2 separate regions of the Homo sapiens genome follow, and region 1 is linked to region 2. A link is a loop called in an ENCODE intact Hi-C map of the cell type or tissue named here. Cell type or tissue: PC-3. All regions are shown on one strand. Each heading gives the region's core, and the rest is flanking DNA. Links, peaks and the distances in the headings are about the cores only.

What was found. A loop is a pair of places that touch in the nucleus more often than their neighbours do. Peaks named below come from ENCODE experiments on the same cell type or tissue, not always from the same donor. Only the 100,000 strongest peaks of a DNase experiment are listed, where the experiment ranks them.
Region 1: it touches region 2 in a loop (7-fold over the local background); 1 of 110 quality-filtered maps calls a loop at or near these places.

What each region holds. Positions count from the first base shown.
Region 1 is chr2:51,717,289-51,725,803 of GRCh38, forward strand. The region is part of intron 5 of NRXN1-DT (NRXN1 divergent transcript); the gene reads left to right. Among named protein-coding and RNA genes, the nearest start is that of LINC01867, 650 kb to the right of the region's middle. In PC-3, for the core only: no CTCF peak of the experiment used is centred there; a DNase peak (open chromatin) is centred at 5,203; H3K27ac peaks cover 1,032 bases.
Region 2 is chr2:51,804,328-51,812,842 of GRCh38, forward strand. The region is part of intron 6 of NRXN1-DT (NRXN1 divergent transcript); the gene reads left to right. Among named protein-coding and RNA genes, the nearest start is that of LINC01867, 560 kb to the right of the region's middle. In PC-3, for the core only: no CTCF peak of the experiment used is centred there; no DNase peak of the experiment used is centred there; H3K4me3 peaks cover 659 bases; H3K27ac peaks cover 905 bases.

The DNA.
Region 1 (8,515 bases), core at 434-8,433, 87 kb before region 2:
TCTTATGAGACTGTGGTCAAAGTTCAAGTTAGTAACAGTTTGGTTTAATGGTCATTGGAGAGTGATAAGAAGAATGCATCAGAGAGGAATATATTCCAGAACACAGCTTTCCACCTGGATTATTATTTTATTGAGACTATAAAAGGATTCTGTCTTTATGAGTCGCTGTGTGTACAAATCTCATCTCACAGGTTCTGAAGAGCCTGAATGTCAGTGGTGATTCATTTCCACACTACCATCTTAATGGTCAGACTGTTTATGTGACTGGAAAGGATTCACAAAGAAACAATGACTCATGAGAAGCTAGTAGATGTGAACAAGCTTATGGTGCATTTTTAGTTTATGGACTAAAAATTTGAGATTTAAGTTTTAAGTTGAAGAAAGAGATGTTTAGAAATTGCGGATGTATTATTTTCGCTTAAGAACACAGTCGGCCCCTGTATTCATAGCTTCTGCACCTGTGGATTCAATATCAGTGCCAAAAATATTTCTAAAAATCAATGATAATAAAAATAATAATACAACAATAAAACAATACAAAATAAAAACTCAGCACAGTATAACTATTTACAAAACATTTACATTGCTGTGGTTATTATAAGTAATCTAGAGATGATTTAAACTACATGAGAGGATATATGTAGGTTACATGCAAATATTATGCCATTTTATACAAGGCACCTGAGCATTGACAGATTTTGTTACCTGAATGGGTTCCTGGAATCAATCCCCCACAGATACTGAGGGAGGGGGTAAATTAGGACTAATTTACCCCTAAAGTCTCTTCCAGATTTATAATTGTTTTACTATGTAATTGCTAAATTATCATCCTGCTAAAATTAACATGAAATTTCAATCTTAATTCCTTGGAATATCAAGTGATCAGATAAATAAATATGATGTACACATCAAACAATTCTACTTATATTTTTAAAAAATGTTGTAAACTTAAAAATATGGCAGACAATTGAAATTCTTGTAATGACTTGTAAAAGAATCCTCTTATTTTTAGTGCTACTTACAGGTTCGTGTTAAATGTTATATGAAGCCATTGGCTCATAAGTATGTATGTTTTTTAGCCTACTCTATTTGTTCAGCTCTATTGTTACCTTTAAAATCCTTATCCACTTGGGACCATTGTGCGTGTACTAGGCTCTACTTCAAAATATGACCCCCAGATCTTTTGCTTACAAGTTTTTGTCTTATTTATTATGTTACATCATTAGATGGGAAAAAGGCTTTACACATAAACACAGAGGAAATTGCATATCATGAGGTTATTTTTGACAAGCCACAGAATATATGCATAACCTCTAAATTAAAAAGCAATGTGATAATAAAAACAAATATTCTGAGAACTTGACATAAACTATTCTGATTTCTTGGGCCTAATTTAATGCACTTTCTTCCTTTACTCTCTTTTTTTTTGGTTTCTTTTCTATTTTCTTTTTTTTTCTTTCCAAATTTTATTTTAGGTTCAAGGGGTACATATACAGGTGTGTTACATGCGTAAACAGCATGTTGCAGGTGTTTCGTATACAAATAATTTCAAGTACTCAGAATTTGGGAGGGAGAGGTTAAATCCAGAAGTCTTCCCTTTCCCTGTGCCTTTTCTATATAATCTCCATGCTCTGAGAGAAGTCTCATGTTATTTTTCTGATTTTAGGAGAATGATTAGGCAACATTTGTTAGTGTGCAGGATTCCAGTACACCAACAGATTCTGTACATAACAATAATGCTTTTGCTAGGATCCTCTTCCAAATTGGTAAGAGCAGTTAGTTACCCCACTTAAGGCCTGTTCATACTAGTTCTTCTTGCATCACACAAGAAGTTTAAACAAAGGTTTTCATATGACTTTGTACTTCAGGCTGGCTGGTCCTCAGAGCTGTGTTTGAGTTTGAGGTTGAAATGTTAGAGATACTTGTTACTCACTAAGTGACATACTTTTAACCAGAGAGACCTGAATCCAGATTTCAGGTACTAGCTCAAATCTTAGTAAACAGGATTTAATATTTGTGTTTGCCATTGCTTGCTTATTGCTCTTTGTGTATAATTCTCCCTTCAGTATCATGGTATAAGAAATGCAGAGGCCAGAGTAAAAAAAAAAATTACGAAAATTTAAATATTCAGGATACATGTGAAGGTGAAAAGAAGAGTCTCAAGAACTATACAGAGAATGGCAAGATCACCACTCCAAATTCTTAAAAGTCATTAAGAAACCATGGGATGGCAAATGACCTTCTTCAGTAAAGGAGGCAATGAATATACTGTATGTGGATTGTCTCCAAAGAATGTAGAAATAATGTAGTACAATTCATTGTTTTGATGAAATAGTTCTCTTAACTGATTTTACATTCACCTGTTATAAACCAGCTGGAACAGCTTAATTAGCTTCTTGGCAAAGCTAAAGCTAATTTTTTCATTTTTATTATTTTCTGCTTTTCCCTCATAAGCAAACCTTTCCTCCATCTTCAACTCACTGCCTGTAATAGACTTTTGTTACTCAAATTGCACTACATAAACCAGCAGCACTGACATCAGCTGGGAACTTGTGAGAAATGGTGAATGCAGGACCCACACAACAGCTACTGGACCAGTCTGTTTTTTAAACATCAACCTGGATAAGAAGTGGCACAGCAGAAAAATAAGTGGTGCAATAGCAGTATGATGCTGCTATGATCTTTGCCTGCAGTGGTAATAGTGAATCTTGATTGTGATATTTATTGGAGATAATATGTTATTTTTTTTGTTTAGAATAATTAATGATAAAAGTAGATAATTTGGGCCTCATTTTGTCAACCTGATTTTGTATGTGTCCTTCTAACAAGTTTTGGAATTTGACAAGTGTGATATTTGAATGAGAATGATACAAAAACCTGAAAACAACTTTGAAGATGCTAGGGAAGTTATTTATGTTCTAGTAGAAGATGGCGCAAACTCTTGCACTTTAAAAAAGAAAGAAAATGTCTCTTGTATCCTGAATGATGACTGGAACTCAGCTGCTTAAGAAAATTTGGAAAGATCATTAATTTTTGTCTTATTTCTCCAATTGGAAAAGGAATAGTTTTGTTTTACAACTTTAATTTCAGTGTGGGAACTTGATGATAGAAAATGTTTCATATTATTCTCAAATAGTATGCTGTATATTACTGGCATTATATTTCTTTTAGCAGAAAAGAAATGTCTTACACTCTGTCTTTTCTAGAATCTAGTTTGTATATTTTAAGTCTATAATATACAATGATTCAAGGTACAAGATTAACAGGAAATAGATTTTTATCCTAGAAGATAATGTGATCTTTATGTCCATTTTGTTCCCATTTTATTATACCACCTTTTGAAATTTATACCAATGAGAAACAACAGCAACAACAAAAACCAAAAAAACCCCTCCATGAGATATTGAATTTCCACTTCATAAGACCTAGATGGATACATGGGGACACTTCCAGAAAAGTCCTCCCCCAAAGAGAAGAGCCCCAAATTAGCAGTTAAAAATAAACATAGCTCTTTGGCCTCTGATTCTTCAGAGAGAATGATTTCATGGGAACATTGATTAGGGAAAAGAAAAAAAAAAAAGGATCTACTTTCATCACTTTCTCTTTTCTTAATTGGGCTTCATTTGCAGTAAGACCTAGAAAATAGACTCACTAGATTCTAGTAGTCTCATTGGACCTTGCTTATTCGAGAACTATGAAGTAAACACAGCCTGGTGGTTCATGTAGGACATGTGATGAAATTTCACCTAATTTGAACTAAAATGATGCAATGATTGCATGTTCAAAGCCTTAAGTATCACAATATGAATTTTACTTTCATTTGTTAATAGACAGACCTTGAATAATTCTATATCTTAAAGTTTCCTAATCTATTTCAGTGGTCAGAAGTAGAATAATTTTGGAGTAAGCATCTCTGGAAACAGGCAAAGTAAGTCAGAATTTATTATTAAATACCTAGTGTAAAATGATAACATTGAATTAGGAATGATGACTACAGGGAGGAAGTAGAGTAAAGATTGTAGATGCCATTTTCATCAGAGGAAAGGAAGGACAGGGACTTCATTTTGGAGCAATTTGCTAATGATGAGGCACCGATGGTACTGCTAAGAAAACTGGTTGAGGACAGTGAAGATGTTCAGTCCTTAGGCTGTGGATGTGTCAGTGGTTAAAGAGGTAAAAACACCCAGTAGAACTGGGGTTAAGTTACAATGATAAAAATCAGATAATTTAATTATATGGAAGTGATTAAAGGAAATTAGAAAAATAATTTAGAATAGAGGGACGACAGAAGAGCAGGGGAGGGAATGGAAAGGGAAGAGGCAGAAAGAGAGGAAAGGGAATAAAGAAGGAGGGAAAAGAAAGGAAAGAAAGAAAAGAAAGGAAGGAGAAGAGGTATGAGAAAACCTATGAAGTGGTAAGAAGAGATTAATCTCAGTTTGGGGGCATACAAAGTTGAGAGACATGAAAAAGGAAAAAGAAAGCAGGATTTTTTTAGTTGCTCTTGATAATCTAAAGAGTATCAAGGTCAAGGGTCACAAAAAACGTAAAAGGAGAAAAATTTTAGAAAAATCAAACAAAAATCTGGTAGTGTCAAATTCTGCCAACAAATTAGGGAAGATGTAGACAGAGAAAGGCCCATAGGATTTGGGAATTTGGCAATTTGATCTGTACTGATTGAATGAGAGAGGTTATGCAGTAGAATGATGAGGAAGACAGATTACTGGGCATGAGGAGATAATCAATAGTGATTATTTAGAAGAGACAAGAAAGAATAAACTTAAGATGGAAAAATAGGATATCATAAGGAAGAAAAAAGTACATAGTGTATGACATATGAAGAGCTTTGAGCTAAAAAGCCATGTGCCTTGGAAGGATAGAACCTATAAGATAAAATCTCTGTCCTGAAAAACCTTACATTCTACTAGGATGGTAACATGAGTCTCTACATTGCAATGTAAGTATATGATAAATATCAAGAGGCTTCATTTACTTGCATGCTCTCTTCCTCCTTCCATGCCTACTGTGTAAACATAGCTCTCCATATTTATTGCTTGTATTTTTGCAATAGACTTATAACTTATTTTAGTCTCATGCCATTCTCTAACCTGATTCACAATTATGGAGCCCTTTATATACCCACATGGATCTTTTTGCTTTTCAAATTAGTAAGTGGAGGTCAAGGGTGCCAGATGCTGCAATGCATGGAGCAATCCTATACAACTAAGGCTTGTCCTGTATGACTCAAGATTTGCAAATGTCCAAACAGGCTAAAACCATAACAAATACAGACTGGGATGACTATAGAACATAATAATCTGAGAGAGCTGTTAGCAAGAGTTATATAAAAAGCTTAGTAGATTAGAGAATGTTGTTGAAAGTGAACTTGTATGAAAAAAAGACGTTAAAATTTATTGAATAGAATATGTATTTATTCTATTTTTTGGTGTATTATAGCATCTCCAGTCACACCTTTAATTGAAAAGATTTTCAGTACAGTACAGAAGTGCAATTAGTATAAACTCAATGAAACCAATTGCAAATTCATAACGGTAGAGGTTTTTAAACTCCTTTTGACAGATTTTTAAATGTGTTATAAATCAATAAAGATACATGAAAATAAGGTATTCCATGAATTTCATTTATAAAGTTTGTTTAAAAAATAATGCATATTATTGCATTCCTATTAATATATTTAGAAATTTGTAATGAAATGATAAGTAACAAGATTTGTAAAAATTGAATATGGAAGAATTTGATTTAATATAGCCTCATTTGTTATCTTTCTCTGATATTATCTCCAAAAGTCTCTCATATACCTCTTCTGTGGTTTTTGGTATTTACTATTTTTCTTCTTGTTTCATCTATTATTCTTTGTTGTTTAGAGAACGATATAGTCTCCAGTGTCTTTTTAAGCAGTAGAGACTTAAAGCATGTCCTGATGTGAGGAGGACTTTTAAGACAGATTATAATGTTTCATCATTGCCCTAACCCATGTCATGAACATAGATAATTATTTTGACACTATGTTTATCTATAAATTAGTCGTAATTCATTTGACAGAATATTATACGTATTTGTTTTCTTCACTCTGACTGTGATTTTTTTTTTTTTTTTGGTGTGACTCCGTCTATAGTGCTCTGTGTCTATTTCTATCTCTCGTTACCACTTTAGTTTTAACTTTGGTTTCTAAATATTAACTGCCATTATTTTATTTTCATATTCATTGAGCACATACTATGTGCCATAAACATGTGAGATACTAACTATATAACCCAAACAAAAAAGACAAATCTCTCTTCTCACAGAGCATGCATTCTAGCATGGGAGAAAGAGCATAAACAAATAAATGGGTTGAAAAGTGTGTAAGTGGTGACAATTGCTGCGGAGAAAAATAAAACAAGGCAAAAGGAACTGGGAAAAGAAATGTTCACATTTTATACAGGGTGATTAGGGAATCTCTTGCTGATATTTAAGCTTAATTAAGAGGAAATGAGAAAGAGAAATATGTGGTTATCAGGGCCAGGCAATAGCAATTTCAAAGTCCTAAGGCAGGAAGGCACCTGACATCTTCATAAAAACCACAAGAAGAGAGAAAAACTGGAGCAAAGTATGTTAATTGGGAAAGAAGGTTGGAGAATTGCCAGGGACAGAGGATGAAGGATTTGAAAACCACCGTAAGAACTTTAGTTTAATGTTCAGCATAAAATGAGAAGTCAAGGACAGAATTGTAGTAGAGTGGCATAATCTGACTTAACATTTTTAAAGGATGACTCTGGCTTCTATTTTGAAAACTGTCTTAAAGCTAGGATATAAGGAGAGAGACCAGGTACATGGCTATACCAGTATATATCACAAGAAAAATAATAGGTTGGGTATTTATTATTTAAAATGTTTGGAACCAGAAATACTTCGGATTTCGGATTTTTTTATTTTGGAATATTTGCATATGAATAATTACATATCTTGGGGTTGGGACTCAAGTCTAAACACAAAATTTGTTTATGTTTCACATACACCCTGTACACATAGCCTGAAGGTAACTTTATACAATATTTTAAATAATTTTATGCATGAAACAAAGTTTTAACTGCATTTTGACTACATCCTGACATATGAGGTCAGGTGTGGAATTTTCCACTTGTGGCATCAGGTTGGCATTTGAAAAGTATCACATTTTAGAGGATTTCAGATTTCAAATGTTTGGAGTAGGGATGCTCAACCTGTAATACATAATTAGGAAAGTTCTCTACTTACTTTCATATGTAGCTTTGTGAGTGTTTACTAACTGAATGTCTAATGATGACTTCTGTGTTTTAAATTCAAGCAGTAATTGGCTAGACAGTACTACCTTGCTATCTTTGCTTATAGCAACTATTATTTCATTAAATATTTATTGGAGACTTGAAATGTGCCAGACATTGTGCTGGGCACTAAAGATAAAATAGCAAGTAAAACATGCACACTCTTTATATCCATAGACCTTATATTCTACTAGATAAATTGCTTTAGTTTGTATTTATTATTTCTCTTATTTTCCATATTCTTTTCCTCCTCCCCTAAATTGCATATCCCTTTGAAAATGGATTATGCATCTAATTATGTAGTGTGGATTCATTCATTTATATAATAATTGACAGCCTGTGTGCCATGTACTGAGCAACTCGTACCACTCCAGTAAGTTGGACCTTGCTGAGACTAAGTGAATGTTCAGTAAAGTCTTTCGGAGTTGAACTGATTTGAATATTAAAAACAATAAACAGCAAAGAAGACAGGTAAAGAGTTAAGGAGCTGTATCATAAAATATAGGCAGGGAGCATGCAAATTATGTTCCCTCTGTGCTGGAGTTGCTGACCCTAATGGCTTTTGCTTATCATTTGCAAGCCTTTCTTATTCTCAGTTTACTTCAGTCACCTTCACTGTCAAAGCAGGACAGTAATACTTGCTGACCTTTCAGGGATGGATGAAAGAGCCAAAAAAACCATGCAAATGATTGCATACAAATGATCAGGCTGAGAGTGGCTCAATATAAATGCTAACTAGAAAAGGATGCAATTCACTTCACGCTATAATTTCAGTGCACAAGGAGACGTCGGACCATTGATTACCCCCTCTTATATGTGAAAAATAGATAAAAAGAAATTTAGCATTCACAACTATAACAAAACGTTTGTTCAAAGCTCTTGTTATAGTAAGTCTTCTTTAAGAACCAAATGTTTATTTTGAAAATATAGTCATGAAGTAAATAGAAAATGTGTATAACCATCATAATTTTCTAGGAATAGAATAGAGATGTAGACTTTACCATTTGAATCAAACAATTTCTTCTCCCTTGATCATTCAAATAGAAGAGGGAAAACCCACTGTGAAGTTACAAACCCAGATAAAAACTTTTAGCTGTATTTTTTTACTCTTTACTCCAGATTTCCATCTTTAATATAAATAAGGTTATAAATGGTTGGTTCTGTTAGTTTATGTAACATGTTTTAATTTTTTTGTATGCTTTCCTACTACATAT
Region 2 (8,515 bases), core at 96-8,095:
TGTTAAATAGTATTACATTTTGCAGAGTGTGAAAAATTACACCAGAGAGATGACCTGGTTTCTACAACATATAAATGGAGAAAAAAAGAAGTATAGGAAGGAACTGCTCCAGATAAAAAGAGATCTCAGAGAATATCAATCCAATTCAGTGTGTGACTTCGGTTGGACTCTTATTAAAATGAACAATTTTTGGAAAACTTTTGGGCAAAGTAAAATGTGATCTGTGTGTTTGATGCTAATAAGAATTTTATATTAATAATCAATGATCGAATAATTACATATTAAATGAAAAGCCATTTATTTGTTTAAAATAATGATTAACATTGAATGTGTTCATGGTATTTTTGTTAAGTTTACAAAATCCATATGTGTTACAAATACTAGTATGTTTATATTTGACATGATTGGATTCTCAAGAGTTACTACATAATGCTCTAAAAGAAAGGGTGGTGCTGGGGTTGGATGGGGGGCCAAATTAAACAAATATTGTTGGTTCTGGGTCCGAGAATGTTTATTTCACTACTGTCTCTATTTTTGTGTATGTGAAAACTTCCATTGTAGAACATTAATTTACAGAGGCACAGTGTATAATCCACATGAATCCAGGCAGGTATCCTCTCCTTGTACAGTTTCCTATATGAGTCCTAAATACAGTTCAAACATCAAAAGGAACTGAATTTTGGGGAGCCTATTGATACTGCAAACCTAGGCTTTTCATTAATAATTTAAAGCTAATACCTTAGTGTTCAATAGATTGGGTGACTGCATACTATATCATCCAGGCAACACATGTTAAGCAGGATGGAACAGGAGGCCAACAACATAAAAGAGGGAACATCCCAGGCAACCAGTCACATAAGGATACATTACTGATATGCAGTTTAAAGGAGCTGCTTACAGATTCAGCTGAAAAAAGAAAAAAAAAAAAACAACTACCCTTATTCTTAACAAGATTTAGTCAGTATCAGTTTTTTTTTTTTTTCTTTTGTTGTTGTGGTGGTAGTGGTGGTGGTGGTGGTGGTGGTGGTGGTGGTGGTGGTGGTGGTGGTAGTGGTGGTGGTGGTGGTGGTGGTAGTGGTGGTGGTGGTAGTGGTAGTGGTGGTGGTGGTGGTTTGTAACTACCGGCCATTCTGCAACTGTGCCGTTCAAGAACAGATGTTTGTAACTTGTATGTGATCACTGTTGTGATTGTGAAGCTCACCTAGCTTCAGGTCACATGCACCTTTCCATCTCCCTACATGCTCAGTCCTTGCCTGGAGTTTGGCTAAGTCATACTTGGTCTTGAATGTATATAAACAGACACTCCCAAATGGAGAAAGCTGCCATGAGCTATAGAAGTCAAAATATCATGTCACCTCAGGCTTTAAGTTGCTTGGGCAGGATGCAGCAAATTGTCAGTGTAAGAATAGCCATGCCTGGATACACAAAATGCTTAAACTTTAAGTGTGGTTTTGCATCCAAATTCCACTTACGTTTACTTTCCAAGGTTTGTAGGCCAATGTACCTAGATCTAATATGCCATTTAATTAAATTTATCTCAAACCTACACCCACCTCTAATATGATCATCAATTGCAAAGATAGATCTTTTATCCATTGGTAAAAGACACATATGTTTGTGTTCTGCAGCCATATCCAAAGAGGGAAAAGCAGAGACTGATTTAAACTGGCCTGTGTACTATCCCAAACTCACCAATCAAATAAGTCATTTCCTCCCCCAGGAGAGGGGAACCAAGGATGTCCTTCCGCATGAAAATGTCAGAACGAGAAAGAGAAGAAAAGGAAATTGTTGAAGAATCTAGGAGTGTTTGAAAGAGGAAGAGACTGCATTGTGCTCCCCAGATCAATGGTTGATAAGCTGAAGTTGTCCTCACACCATTAAGAGACACAGTGGTAAATCACATGATAGGTGTCACAGGAAGTTAAACTGTATAAACAGAGAGACCAGTGCCTACTTTTTTTTTTTTTTTTGAGACGGAGTCTCGCTCTGTCGCCCAGGCTAGAGTGCAGTGGCGCGATCTCTGCTCACTGCAAGCTCCGCCTGCCGGGTTCACGCCACTCTCCTGCCTCAGCCTCCGGAGTAGCTGGGACTACAGGCACCGGCCACCACGCCCGGCTAATTTTTTGTATTTTTAGTAGCGACGGGGTTTCACCGTGGTCTCCATCTCCTGACCTCGTGATCCGCCCGCCTCGGCCTCCCAAAGTGCTGGTATTACAGGTGTCAGCCACCGCGCCTGACCAACAGTAAAAAAGGATGAGGTGAACTGCCTTGGTCAGACTCTGAGAAATACTCACAGTTCCTCCTTCCTCCTGGCCAAGTCCTTGAAGAATCAAAGCAGCAAATAAACAAGGTGGAACAAGAGTGAAAATGAGAATGCATTTATCTTCTCCACTGAACGACCCCAAGTCCTGTGTCAGGGCTGAGGTAAGGAGAGATGAGAGTCTTTGAGCTGAATGTGTGATTGAATCTTTGATTTAAACTAGCTGGAACTCTTGAATACTAAAATTCAATCTCAGGTATTAAAATTTGTATTTTCTCATAATAAAAGTTAACTATAAATCTGTGGGATCTGTTGAGGGCACAGAACACTTCCAACAAAGTATATTTGAGAGCAACATAAGTGAGAAAAATAGACATGTTTTGTTTGTACACCTGAAGTCCAGTCTGTCAATAAGTTGGCTACTTATTTTCATTATCACAAAATTTTATCTATCAATTCCACCCACCTATTTTAGTAAGGCCTTAGATTTTATGACCTATCATTGCTTTCTCTTATAAAAATACCAAATTAAGACTACTCTGTAAGGGTTTTTGTTTGTTTGTTTGTTTATTTGTTTGTTTGTTTGTTTTGGTTTTTATATCCCAACCACTCATGCCAGAACATAGGCTGTTTGGTTCTTTTTTTCTTTTTTTTAGACATGGTCTCACTCCTGTTGTCCAGGCTGGAGTGCCGTGGCATGAACTTGGTAGCTCACTATAGCCTCCACTTCCTAAGCTTAGGTGATCCTCCCACTTCAGCATCCTGAGTAGCTGGGACCACGAGCAACCATGACCACACCCAGCAGTCGGTTCTTACAGTTTCATTCTCTATTCTTACTAACAGACAAGTCTTAGTCAGTATGGCCGGGTAGCTATAATAAAGACAGTATGAAATTCCCAGTGAATCTACCCTAAATTTCTCCCCTTCTTCATTTTCTCTTGATTCCATACCATCTGAGTCATTTTCTTTAACCCTAAATTGAAAAAGAAGCATGCTCAAGACTAGGTCTTGATTCATGCCTATGTTTTTATTTCCTCTTTCCCCTCACACTGCTGATAAACAGATATTGTCAGTGGCTAGTGTTAGATAGGCTCATAAATGACAAAAAGAAAGAAAAATAAATGGGGATCTCTGAGTAGCAGTGACTAGTAAAGTCTAATAAATTAGTCAAAGACAATACAGACAGACATCATTCACCACAAACAATCACATAACGAAAGGAGTATGGCCTCATGCTGACCAATTTAAGAAGCAGCTGAGGAAAGAGGCAGAAGGTTCTGTCACAATGTGGCTTTAACTTCACCCCACTTTAGAATTTGTGGGTGATCATGGATCCTGAGAATCCTTACACACACGTTGATTTGGAGAGAAATGGAGAGAGTGATCATGCTTATCTCTTCTCTCTTCCTACTGTCAAGAGGATGGTATGTGAGGTGAGAAGTAAGAACAAAAAGCTCTGCTGGGGAGAAATAAGTGAAATTAAGGATACCAACAATAGAAAATTATTCTTTCTGATAGAAACATGGGATTCAAGGTTCTCCAAAAATGAGGAAAATATTTGAATTCATGAGACTTGCCCCCATAAAAGCAGAATGACCAGACATCACTAGGATAAAGGATCCCTTCCCATAAGAGATAAATAAACATTTACTACAATTTGCTTTATTTGGGGTAAGAACTATCCTCCTCTACCTGTCTCACCAACTTACTATTATGCCACAAAGAAGATAATCAAATAACATACCTAAGTCCTCAATCCACAGTGTAATGAAATAAATAATAACCATACATCAAGCTAACAAGTAAATAAAGGAACCTACCCTATGTGTTAAGAAAATCTAGACTGAGTTGCTAGCATTAAGCGTTATCAATAGTAAAGAAAAAGGCACAACAACTCAGTATACATTTTACAAGAAAAAAATAAATAACTATTTTAAAAAGAAATACTACCTCAGTTAAAAATATAGCCCTAGGAACAAAATGCATTTCCCCATGCATGAAAACTTAATAAGTGTCATGAATCATTACAAATAAAACTCAAAGGTGAGATAATATTAAAATAAAATATTATAAAAAGGATATTATAGAGATAGAAATAAAGTAAAAACCCAAAATAATACTGATTATAGGACACTGAATAATTTAGAAACATCGAGAGACAACAAAGGGTTAGATTAAAGTCAAATTATAAAATAAGGGGAGGTTTGAGAAAATCATACTGAATTCAGGATAAAATGACAGAAAGATTAAAGCGATAAAAATGAAGGTGATAATCTTAAATATCAGACAGAAATGATCCAAAATAATTTTCATCCTTGAAGTAGAACCCCAAAAGTGAGACAGAACCTAGCATTAGAATGTACAATAGAAAGAAAGAAAGGTAAAATTTAAAATACATTATAAAATATTTCAGTAAAGTAGTAGCTAATGGGCAATTGGCAATGCTAAATGAGTAATTTACTGAATGTCAAATATGAGGAAAGCATTTTTCAGGTAATTGGGCAGAATAAAACAAGTCACCTATAGTGGAAAAATAAAAATTCAATCTTGCCTTGAATTTCTCTACAACAACATTAAATATCAAAATATGATGGTGCAATAGCTACAAAGTTCCAAGGAAAAATGAAAACCGAAGCCAAGATTTTATACATAATTAAATTGTCCTTCAAGTATAATAAAACAGGACAAAATAATAGAAAACGTGTTATTTCCAGGCATGCAGAAACTCAAGGAATAGAGTATTTATGGGCCATTTTTGAAAGAAAAAAATAAGCAAACTTGATAAATAACTCCAGTCAACTAAGTGATGAAGCAAAACAAAATAAAATGTGAAATGGAAAACTTGTCATAAAAGTACTGGCTGACAACAGTGAATCCATTTAAAAATAGAATAATTACCAAACATCTCTGGAATTGAAGATTGTAAAACGGAATACGAATTTTATCAACTTCAACAATATATAAATAATAATGTAACTTAAAAAAATTGGCAAGTGAGGGAGAGTAGAGGGAAAAAGAAGAGTCTATCTAGCTAATCGTTTTAAACATGGATCATAAACCATTCTCTAAAATTGGAACTGGCAGTTGAAAAATATACTTCCATCTATGAAAGATTTAAGGTAGCCCAATAACCTTTATTAACCATGCATATTTCTTTTAGGTGAAAAAGCTCACCTAAACTATATTAATTTATTGAATGAAAATTTTGTTTCATTAAAAATAACAATATAGCATGATGCAATTTATATGAAATTGTTTTTGATCTCATTAAATTTATTCAAATAGAGACATAGAGAAAGCCATGTCTATAATGAGGTTTTTCTAAAGTTAACAATGGCAGTCGATGGAGTTTGGGAAGATTTTATACTTTCCCTTTAACATTTGTGCTTTTCTGTATTACTTAAATTTTTATATTGATTTTTTGTATTCAAATGAAATTATGTTTTCAAAAACAATGAAGTCATTTTAATTAGAAAGTATATAGAGTGATTTTTATATGTTTACAGCTACTTCCAGCTATAAACATAAGCCAGAATGTATGCCTGGTTAAAATTTTTATAATCCAAATATACATATTTAAGTATTCTTTTGCCCCTTTGTTCCTTCAGGTCTCCTTTTTCTTTATAAGTACAGACAAAATTAAAGAAAAGCTCTGCCCAGGCATTATAGACTTCCTATTATCTAGCCCCTTTCTGCCTTGTTTTCCCTCAGGCAAATATTCTTGTTGAAGTGACTACTTTTTGTGCCTGAACCCCATCCTCCCTAGCCCTTTCTTACTACATGAAGTAAGGCGGCTGCCTCTGAGTGTGAGTTCCCGGTGCCTCCTTTCACCTCACTTCAGCCTATGCCCTCCGAATGAGTCAGTCCAGCGCTCAAACTTTTTACTTATCAAAGTCCTGTTTCTTTACAGTTTCCAAATGTCATATCCACTAAAAAGTTTTCTTGTTTGATTCTAGCACATCAATTTTTACCTTTTTTTTCTGAATTCCAATATAAATTATTTGATATTTAGAATAGAAAACCTTTTCTCTGTCTATCTAGAGAGAGGCCTGTTGTAGACATACATATTTGCTGCTGCCCTACATAGACTTTGAATCTCTCAAATGCAGGGAACGTATTTTATGTATCTGTGGGCTTCGAATTGTGGACAATTCACTTTACATTGTAGATATTTAGAAAAAGTTTATTTAAAATCATTAGGATGCTCATTTGAATTATGTCTTTACTCATCAGGCTTCACTATGTTTCCAGATTGGCCCCGTCAGAGGCAGTACAGAATGAAATGTGTCTATGTCTGATGTGTAGTTTACTATATCCCTTCTTTCTATATGTATGACTTAGAAGAATTGTGACAGGTACTACATTTTCTCAGATGCTAGTGCTTAAATTTTCACAAATCAGCTACTGACTTTAAAGTGTTTGTTCTATTAATAAGTGCACATGAAGTCACACACAATGTCCCCTTTAGGATGAAATAAATTGTATAAATACTGTTGAAAACAATCCCCAAATTAGATATTTCAGACATCCTGATGCAATTCCTGGCTTTTCTTATCCAAATTTCTCTTGGTCTCTGCATTTTGATGTTATTTCGAGTTTGGAGAAACTTCCTAATATTTCTTTTGCCTGGGGTTGAGCATGGTGAGTGACAATAAAATGAGGTGAAGTCATAACTTCATATTGACATAGATTGTTTAAGAAGGGAGAAAAACATAAATGATCACTTGTTTATTTATTGTGAAGCTGATTTTGTGAGCTCGCTAATAATAAGTTGCATGCCTGGATCCCTAAGTGTTCCAGTAGATGTGTGCCATTGTTTCTGTCTGACAACTTACTAGCCTTAGACTAAAACTATCATAAATATAATTAAGATATTAAATTTAAGCCAACAGTAAAAACACTGGTTATCAACCCGATGGCATAGCAGTTGTATGCTTTTGCCTAGAAATTCACACCCAAAAAAAAAAGTTGGCCTCTTTATTTCTGAAATCTACCTATATAGTAACTTGTCAGATAAGCCTATAGTTATTTCCAATGTTGCTGAATAGGTAGAAATTGAAAAAAAGAGAGATATATACATAATGATTCCTCACATTCAAATTAACATAGAAGCAGAAAAAGTGTTTTTATAAGGAATGTGTATGTTGTGTGCAGAAAACAAATGACCTGAGAGTATTAACACCAGAGAAAAACTATTTTCTCAATTCAGACAAAATTTTGCAGTTTCAATTTGCTTTATCCCCACAGTGCTAAAGGCTCATTTTTGGTGAAGAGACTTCTAGCAGAGAAAAGGTGCAGATTCTGTAAGCAGAATAGATTTCAAAGAAAGAAAAAGTAAGTTGAAGGGAAATATAGTGTATTAGTCCTGTTAAAAAAATACTGCACTGCAGGAAAAAGAGAGAGAGAGAGAGGGGGAAAAGGAGGAAGAGAGGAGTCAGAGAATCTCGAATCTCATTACTTCACATAAAATTTTATTTCTTGCTCTCGTGACGTGTGTTAGGAAGGCAACTTTCTAGGGCAGAAACTTTATCAAGAATGACTTGATTGTGTCTCTGAGTGTCAACCATCTCAATTCTAGGCATCTTTAATTGCTTGAGTAGAGGAAGCGATTGACTGGAAAATTGTGCAAAAACTTGGAAGTAGCACATGTCATTTTTGCGTGCATTTATTTGAACAGAACTATCCACATGGCCAGCCATGCACACAACAAAAGAGTATGGGAAGTATAGTTTTCCATAAACCTGAGAAAGAGAAATATGCAACTGGATATGGTGAACACATAGCATTGTTTCCACCACATTCATGCTCAGTAAGGCTCAGATATCCTGGAGCAAATCAAAAGATAAACCATCTACAAACAACTGAACATTTATCAGGAGCCTTTCATCTCTCCAAAAGTCCAAGTTGTTTTCCTGGTACAGAGATTCGCGCGCGTGTGTGTGTGTGTGTTTGTTTTCTAGGCATACAGTTGTATGTTTAATTCAAAACTTACACATTTTCAAACAGAAAATGATAGAAAACCTGAATCTTCCCCTTTTAAATACAAAAGAGATGATTCACCATTCTGTCACATTCTCCCTCCAAGTAACCTCATTGTGTGTTTGTCATTCCTTATGTTAGTCATTAGTGCTCACATGCTGTCTCTATAAAATTATGCATATGATCCTCAGTTTTTGATTACATACGTTTTATCTTCCTGAATGAGGAGATTAAATTCTTAGAATAATACGTACCGAAAAATTATTTTGCCATCAG